Regions from separate parts of the Homo sapiens genome. Here region 1 is linked to region 2. Evidence: chromatin loops called from intact Hi-C (ENCODE). Cell type or tissue: GM12878. All regions are shown on one strand. Each heading gives the region's core, and the rest is flanking DNA. Links, peaks and the distances in the headings are about the cores only. Region 1 overlaps LOC107984123 (a long non-coding RNA gene). Region 2 overlaps WDR91 (WD repeat domain 91).

Region 1 (2,907 bases), core at 302-2,801, 88 kb after region 2:
CATGATCATGGCTCACTGCAGCCTCTACCTCCAGTGCTCAAGTGATCCTCCTGCCTAAGCCTCCTGAGTAGCTGGGACTATAGGCATGTACCACCATGCCTGGCTAATTAAAAACAAAAATTGTAGAGATAAGGTCCCATGCTGGTCTTGAACTCCTGGGCTCAGCCTCAAGCAATCCTCCTGCCCCAGCCTCCCAAAGTGCTGGGATTACAGGTGTAAGCCACAGTGCCAGGCCACAGTAGATGATTTAGATAGTTCTTGAATCTGTTTCTCATCCATTTGTGTCTACTCCCAGCATTTAAAACAGTGGTCCCCAACCTTTTTGGCACCAGGGACAGGTTTCATGGAAGACAATTTTTCCACAGACTGGTTGGGGTGGGGGATGGTTTCAGGATGAAACTGTTCCACCTCAGATCATCAGGCATTAGATTCTCATAAGGAGCAGGTAACCTAGATCCCTTGCATGTGCAGTTCACAAAAGGGTTCACGCTCCTGTGAGAATCAAATGCTGCCGCTGATCTGACAGGAGGTGGAGCTCAGGAGGTCATGCTGGCTTACCCACCACTCACCTTCTGCTGTGCAGCCCAGTTTCTAACAGGCCACAGACCAGTACTGCTCTGCAGCCTAGGCGTTGGGGACCCCTGCAAAGACATTCTAATACAGTTTCAACTTTGTGAGATGGAAAAGTTCTGGAGATCTGTTGTACAACAATGTGAACATACTTGACAGTACTGAGCTGTACACTTTAACACGGTTATGATGGTAAGTTTTATATTATATGTCTTTTATGGCAATTAAATTAAAAAAAAAAACTCTAAGCCGGGCAAGGTGACTCACTCCTATAATCCCAGCACTTTGGGAGGCCAAGGCAGACGGATTGCCTGAGCTCAGGAGTTCGAGACCAGCCTGGCCAACATGGTGAAACCCCATCTCTACTAAAAATACAAAAATTAGCTAGGTGTGGTGGCACACGCCTGTATTCCCAGCTACTTGGAGGCTGAGGCAGGAGAATCGCTTCAACCCAAGAGGCAGAGATTGCAGTGAGCCAAGATAGCGCCACCGTACTCCCACCTGGGTGGCAAAAGTGAGACTCCATCTCAGATTAAAAGAAAAAAAAAATTCTTACCACATCAAAAGAACATTTTGTTTTGTTTTGTTTACAATCCTAACAATTAACTATGGGAACAATTTGTGAGGATCAACCAACGCCCTTTGGATCTGCGGATGGTCTCATAAAGATTGCAGTCACCCGCCAATTCCACTTCTCATGCAGCCCTGGGCCTCTTCTGGCCTCAGAACTGACTTTTGGGCAGGGAGCTGTGGTACCCTAGAGAAGTGGCAGGAGATCTCTGGTCTTGGGCCTGACGTCCCCCTACTCACGTGGAGAACCAAATGGCCAGAGCTCATCCTTGCGAAGACGCAACACGAAGCAATACCTTAAAAGGCCACGAGGGGGAGGTGTGATTCCATAAATGAAGTGGTCTTTGCACTGGTGCCTCTTTCAGGGTTAATCTAAGCCTTCTAATTGATTCGTAGCCTGCTGTGTCTATGTATCTTTCTTTCTTTCCTCTCCTTTAAGGGCCTTATTTTAGAGATAATACATCAAATAAATGTTTGTTCTGTATATTGAATATAGTTTTATGTTCTGCATGAAATGCACTCCCTTTAGCAGGAAAAAAAATATTTGCTGCTTTATACTTATTTGTTCCTCTCCAGCTATGTTTCAGCGTGGTTCAGTGGTCCTCCTGTGGAAAACGTTCCCCTCGCCTGCGCTAAAGGCTTTGAAACCTTGGACAAGTATCAAAGAGTCCATGATGTCACAGAATGTAGAATCTGCTTTTGGGGTAGATGCTGGCTCAGCTATTTGCTCACATATCAACTATAGCTGTGTGCCAGAGGCATGCAGGAGGACAGAGGTGGGCAGATCTGATAATAGAAAGACACGATGCTACCAAGCTGCATGTCAGAACCACTGATGGAGCTATGAGAAAATGCAAGGGGGGCACGGTGGCTCACACCTGTAATCCCAGCTCTTTGGGAGGCCGAGGTGGGTGGATCACCTGAGGTCAGGAGTTTGAGACCAGCCTGGACAACATGGTGAAACCCCATCTCTACTAAAAATACAAAAATCTTTCAGGCGTGGTGGTGGACACCTGTAATCCCAGCTACTCAGGAGGCTGAGGCAGGAGAATCACTTGAATCTGGGAGGCGGAAGTTGCAGTGAGCCAGGATCGTGCCACTGCACTCTAGCCTGGGGAACAGAGGGAAACTCCATCTCAAAAATAATAATAATAATGAAAGAAAAAAGAAAATGCAAGGTGGAGTGTGGGCAGCAGGGAGGGTCTGTATTGTTCCAAAGCTCACAGGACTTGTGCTGGGAACTGCAGAGGTCCACTGAGATACGTGGAAAGCAATGTGATTAGACACCATCATTTCCATGTCACCTTAGAAAGCTCCATCCTGAAGAATTCCTGCTGACCTTATGGAGCTTTCCTGTGAAAAAATGGAGAGCCATGAAGAGATTTTAAGCAGAGACTAATCTCATCAGAATTAGGTTCTAGAAAGATCCTTGGGTAGCCAGGTGGTAGAATGACATGGGCAAGATTCTGGAAAGAAAGAATGTAAGAGGTCACTGCACGTCCAAGTGCAATGATGAAGCCATGGGCCCGGAAATGGAGAAAAGAGGACAGGAAGCAAGTGGGGGTGTTGAGAAAATAGAACCCCCCAGTGAGGGTGCAGAACAGCAAGAAGCTACAGATAATGTGGGTGACTGGGTGGGCCCAGTAAGACAAGGATCGCAGAAGTCAGGAAGGGGGCACGGGCTGAGCTTCACAGAGGCCACTGAGGGTGAGGTGCCCTTAGGACATCAGGCAGGGATGGTTGGGACACACGTGAATATTCAGGGTT
Region 2 (2,901 bases), core at 1-2,500:
CTGGCTCCATGGCAAAGCAACAGGAGAGCCTGGAGAGGTTCAGTTCAGGGCCAGCAGAGCCAGGCTGGGTGGGAGGGCTGTCACTGAAGCAAAGTGACACACATCCTAGAAAGAGACATCAGGGGACCACAAGAGTATTCTCTTTTTTTAAAAAAGAAAAAGATAAATGGGCACATATATACAAAATACTGTCAATTTCTACTGGGCCAACACAGTAGCCACTGCAATGTTTCTCCTTCTTCCGGAGCTTTCCTCCCATAGTCTCACATGTACTCCTGGCACAGCCACAATACCAGTCTCTGGGAAGCATATGTCACCTACTCCACGTGGGTCCCATTCCAGTCACCACAGATGGAAGCACCTGAGCCTCCTTGCCAGTCTTTCCCTGCAGAGTCACTGCACTGGCAGGGAGCTGGAGTGGAGCACGTGGTTTTCCTGTCCTATATCTCCTCCCCCCACCGCAGATAATACTGCTTCCTCGGGTGGCCCTTGGGGCAAGTCATCAGGCTTTATGGGCCAGGAGGGTGGTCAGCTTGATCTTGCCATCCATGGAGGCGGTGAGGCAGGTCCCACAGTCCATGGCAGTGCTCCAGTCCACGGTGACCACAGGGGCTCGGTGGCCACCTAGGCTCAAGCAGCTCTCCAGAACCTTCTCATCGCCACCCAGCTGCAAGAGGACAGGAAAGAGGAGGAGGTGTCAGCAAACACCAGTTACACACACTTGATCCACTTTCAGTGGCCTACCTGAGGATGTGCCTGAGGCCAGACACACATGCCCACCTTTCCAGAAAGTCTGTTTAACTTTTTGAACCAGGAAATGCTTGCACTTTCCCAACTACAGCTGGTCCATCTGAAGTGGAAAACAAGTCCCTGAGCGGCTCCTTAAAAAAAGGCATTTTCTCAGCTGCCTTGAACTTGCTGTGGGCTGGTGCCTCTTGCACGCACACTGGTTGTTCTCACTACAGCATCACTTCTCACTACCTGGCAGGTGCTCATGAATCTGCTTATTTGTTGAAGGTTCATGTCCCATACTGGGGAATGCAAGCTGCAGGAGAGCAGGGCCTCGGGCAGCTCTCTCCTGCCGGGGGGCCAGCCTGCCACACCCAGAACAGTGCTGGCCACAGGGGAGCCTTCAGTTAGTGCAGAAACATGGCTCTCCTCTGAACCCCAGCACTAGCTAGCCAGCGATCCTTTGTCAAAGGCATCTCCACAGCCATGCAGCTCGGGGTAGAGGGCCTCGCTCAGTAGCCATGGCCCAGACCTCCAGGGAGGAACCCCTGCCCACCACAATACCACTACCTCCCACCCCCAACCATCAGTTACCTTGTAGATGACGCCGCCTGTGGCAGAACATGTCAGCATGTAATTTCCCTCCGAGTCAAAAGCGAAGAGTCGGCCCCTGGGGACTTGAACCTGCTTGTAGCCGCTGTATCCAGACAGCACAAAGGGGCCCGTGGCATCTGAGGGGAGGCTGTACTCGGATACCTTGAGGCCACTCTTGTGGATGTTCCACTGGATGAACTGCAGTCACAGGGCACAAGCAGGGTGCTCGCAGCGGAGCTGGCCAATGCAGGCCTCAAGGAAGAGCCAGGACCCACCCCACAGCAGAGGCTGGCGAGGGCGACCCGCCTCCCCCAGCCACAGTGCTGACATCCTTGAAAAGCCTTTCAAGTGCCAGAGGCAGAAAAGTGGGTGAGAGGTCTACAGGTCCTATCTCTGGTCAACATGATTTAAGCATTTTTTAGGGAAGAAAATCTAGAAAAAGAGGCAGCAACCTCACATTAAAGTCCAACCCTTCTCTTTCTCTCTGGCCTGACCCTAGGAGAGGAAAAGGGACAGCAAGTGGCTTTGCCTGGATTCCTGGTCTCTCAAGCAGGAGGAATGCTTCAAGTGACATATTATTATTATTATTATCAGAGTTAGACCCCAACTAGATTTTTCTATCCTAGGAACAAGGTACAGAGGACAAAGTCCACATATATTTCCAGTGTTTCAGGCATATAATCAATTGAACACTGGGCGATGCCATTATAAACTCAGCTTCTTATCATAGCAGACATCATCCCTTAGCCTACCCTACGGACAGGATACTTGGCTGTGACCACCTCTTCACTGAGCATCCCACATAACAAGGAAGTCGAGCTTTAATGTAAAAGTCCCTTCCCAAACTTTTCAAATGAAGAATTTATTTTGTAGTTACTCCTTTCAAGGGATAAAAAGATAGACAGTGTCCAATCCCAAAAGTCCAGGCAGGCACACATGGAAAGGGCATCCTTCTCCCATCTCTGCCCCTGCCAGCTCCCCCTCTGAGGCAGTCACTATTCCTAGTTCCTAACCCTCCACAGAGGGAATCTACCAGGGGCATGTACTTTTCCTTTTTTTCTGGCTTCTTGTTTACATCTCTGGGCTCTGCTGGGGTCTGTACACATCTAAGAAGCTGTACCCAGCCACTCAGCAAACTACACATCCATGAGTGGTCCTGGGACCACTCACTACCAAGCCCAGCAAAGCAAACTCAGCCCTAAATCCAGACCCCACAGATACATCTATGGTAAGATGAGTAATTTTTGGTACTTCCTTTCATAAGGATAGCCAACTCCCACTGAATTCACTAAAACCTCGCAAAGATTGTAAGACGAATTACTAGTTTATCCCTATTCTACAGATAACAAAGCTGCAAAAAGAGGCCCCAGGTTGCAGAGCTAGTAACAGGTATGGCCACAACCTGCAGCCGGCCCACATGTCATCCCGGTGCTCTCTTATCTGAATCCTGCAGCCGCCTACCTTCCCGTCCTCGCCGATGCTGTACACGGTGTTCTCATCATAGCTGAACTCCACAGAGTAGACCTCCCCGTAGTGGGCCCTCCAGCTCATCGCGCACTCATGCTGCTGCATGTCTGA

Evidence for each region. A loop is a pair of places that touch in the nucleus more often than their neighbours do. Peaks named below come from ENCODE experiments on the same cell type or tissue, not always from the same donor. Only the 100,000 strongest peaks of a DNase experiment are listed, where the experiment ranks them.
Region 1: it touches region 2 in a loop (2.7-fold over the local background); 3 of 110 quality-filtered maps call a loop at or near these places.

Annotation. Positions count from the first base shown.
Region 1 is chr7:135,273,221-135,276,127 of GRCh38, forward strand. All of the region lies in intron 3 of LOC107984123 (a long non-coding RNA gene), which reads right to left. Among named protein-coding and RNA genes, the nearest start is that of STRA8, 41 kb to the left of the region's middle. RefSeq lists an enhancer at 1,326-1,375. In GM12878, for the core only: a CTCF peak has its summit at 1,448 (motif pointing right); a DNase peak (open chromatin) is centred at 1,461.
Region 2 is chr7:135,185,649-135,188,549 of GRCh38, forward strand. WDR91 (WD repeat domain 91) reads right to left here. Exons shown (of 15, transcript NM_014149.4): 13 at 2,785-2,897; 14 at 1,324-1,521; 15 at 1-667. The coding sequence ends at 503. Among named protein-coding and RNA genes, the nearest start is that of CYREN, 16 kb to the left of the region's middle. RefSeq lists enhancers at 1,406-1,455, 2,837-2,901. In GM12878, for the core only: a CTCF peak has its summit at 1,339; no DNase peak of the experiment used is centred there; H3K4me3 peaks cover 940 bases; H3K27ac peaks cover 2,201 bases.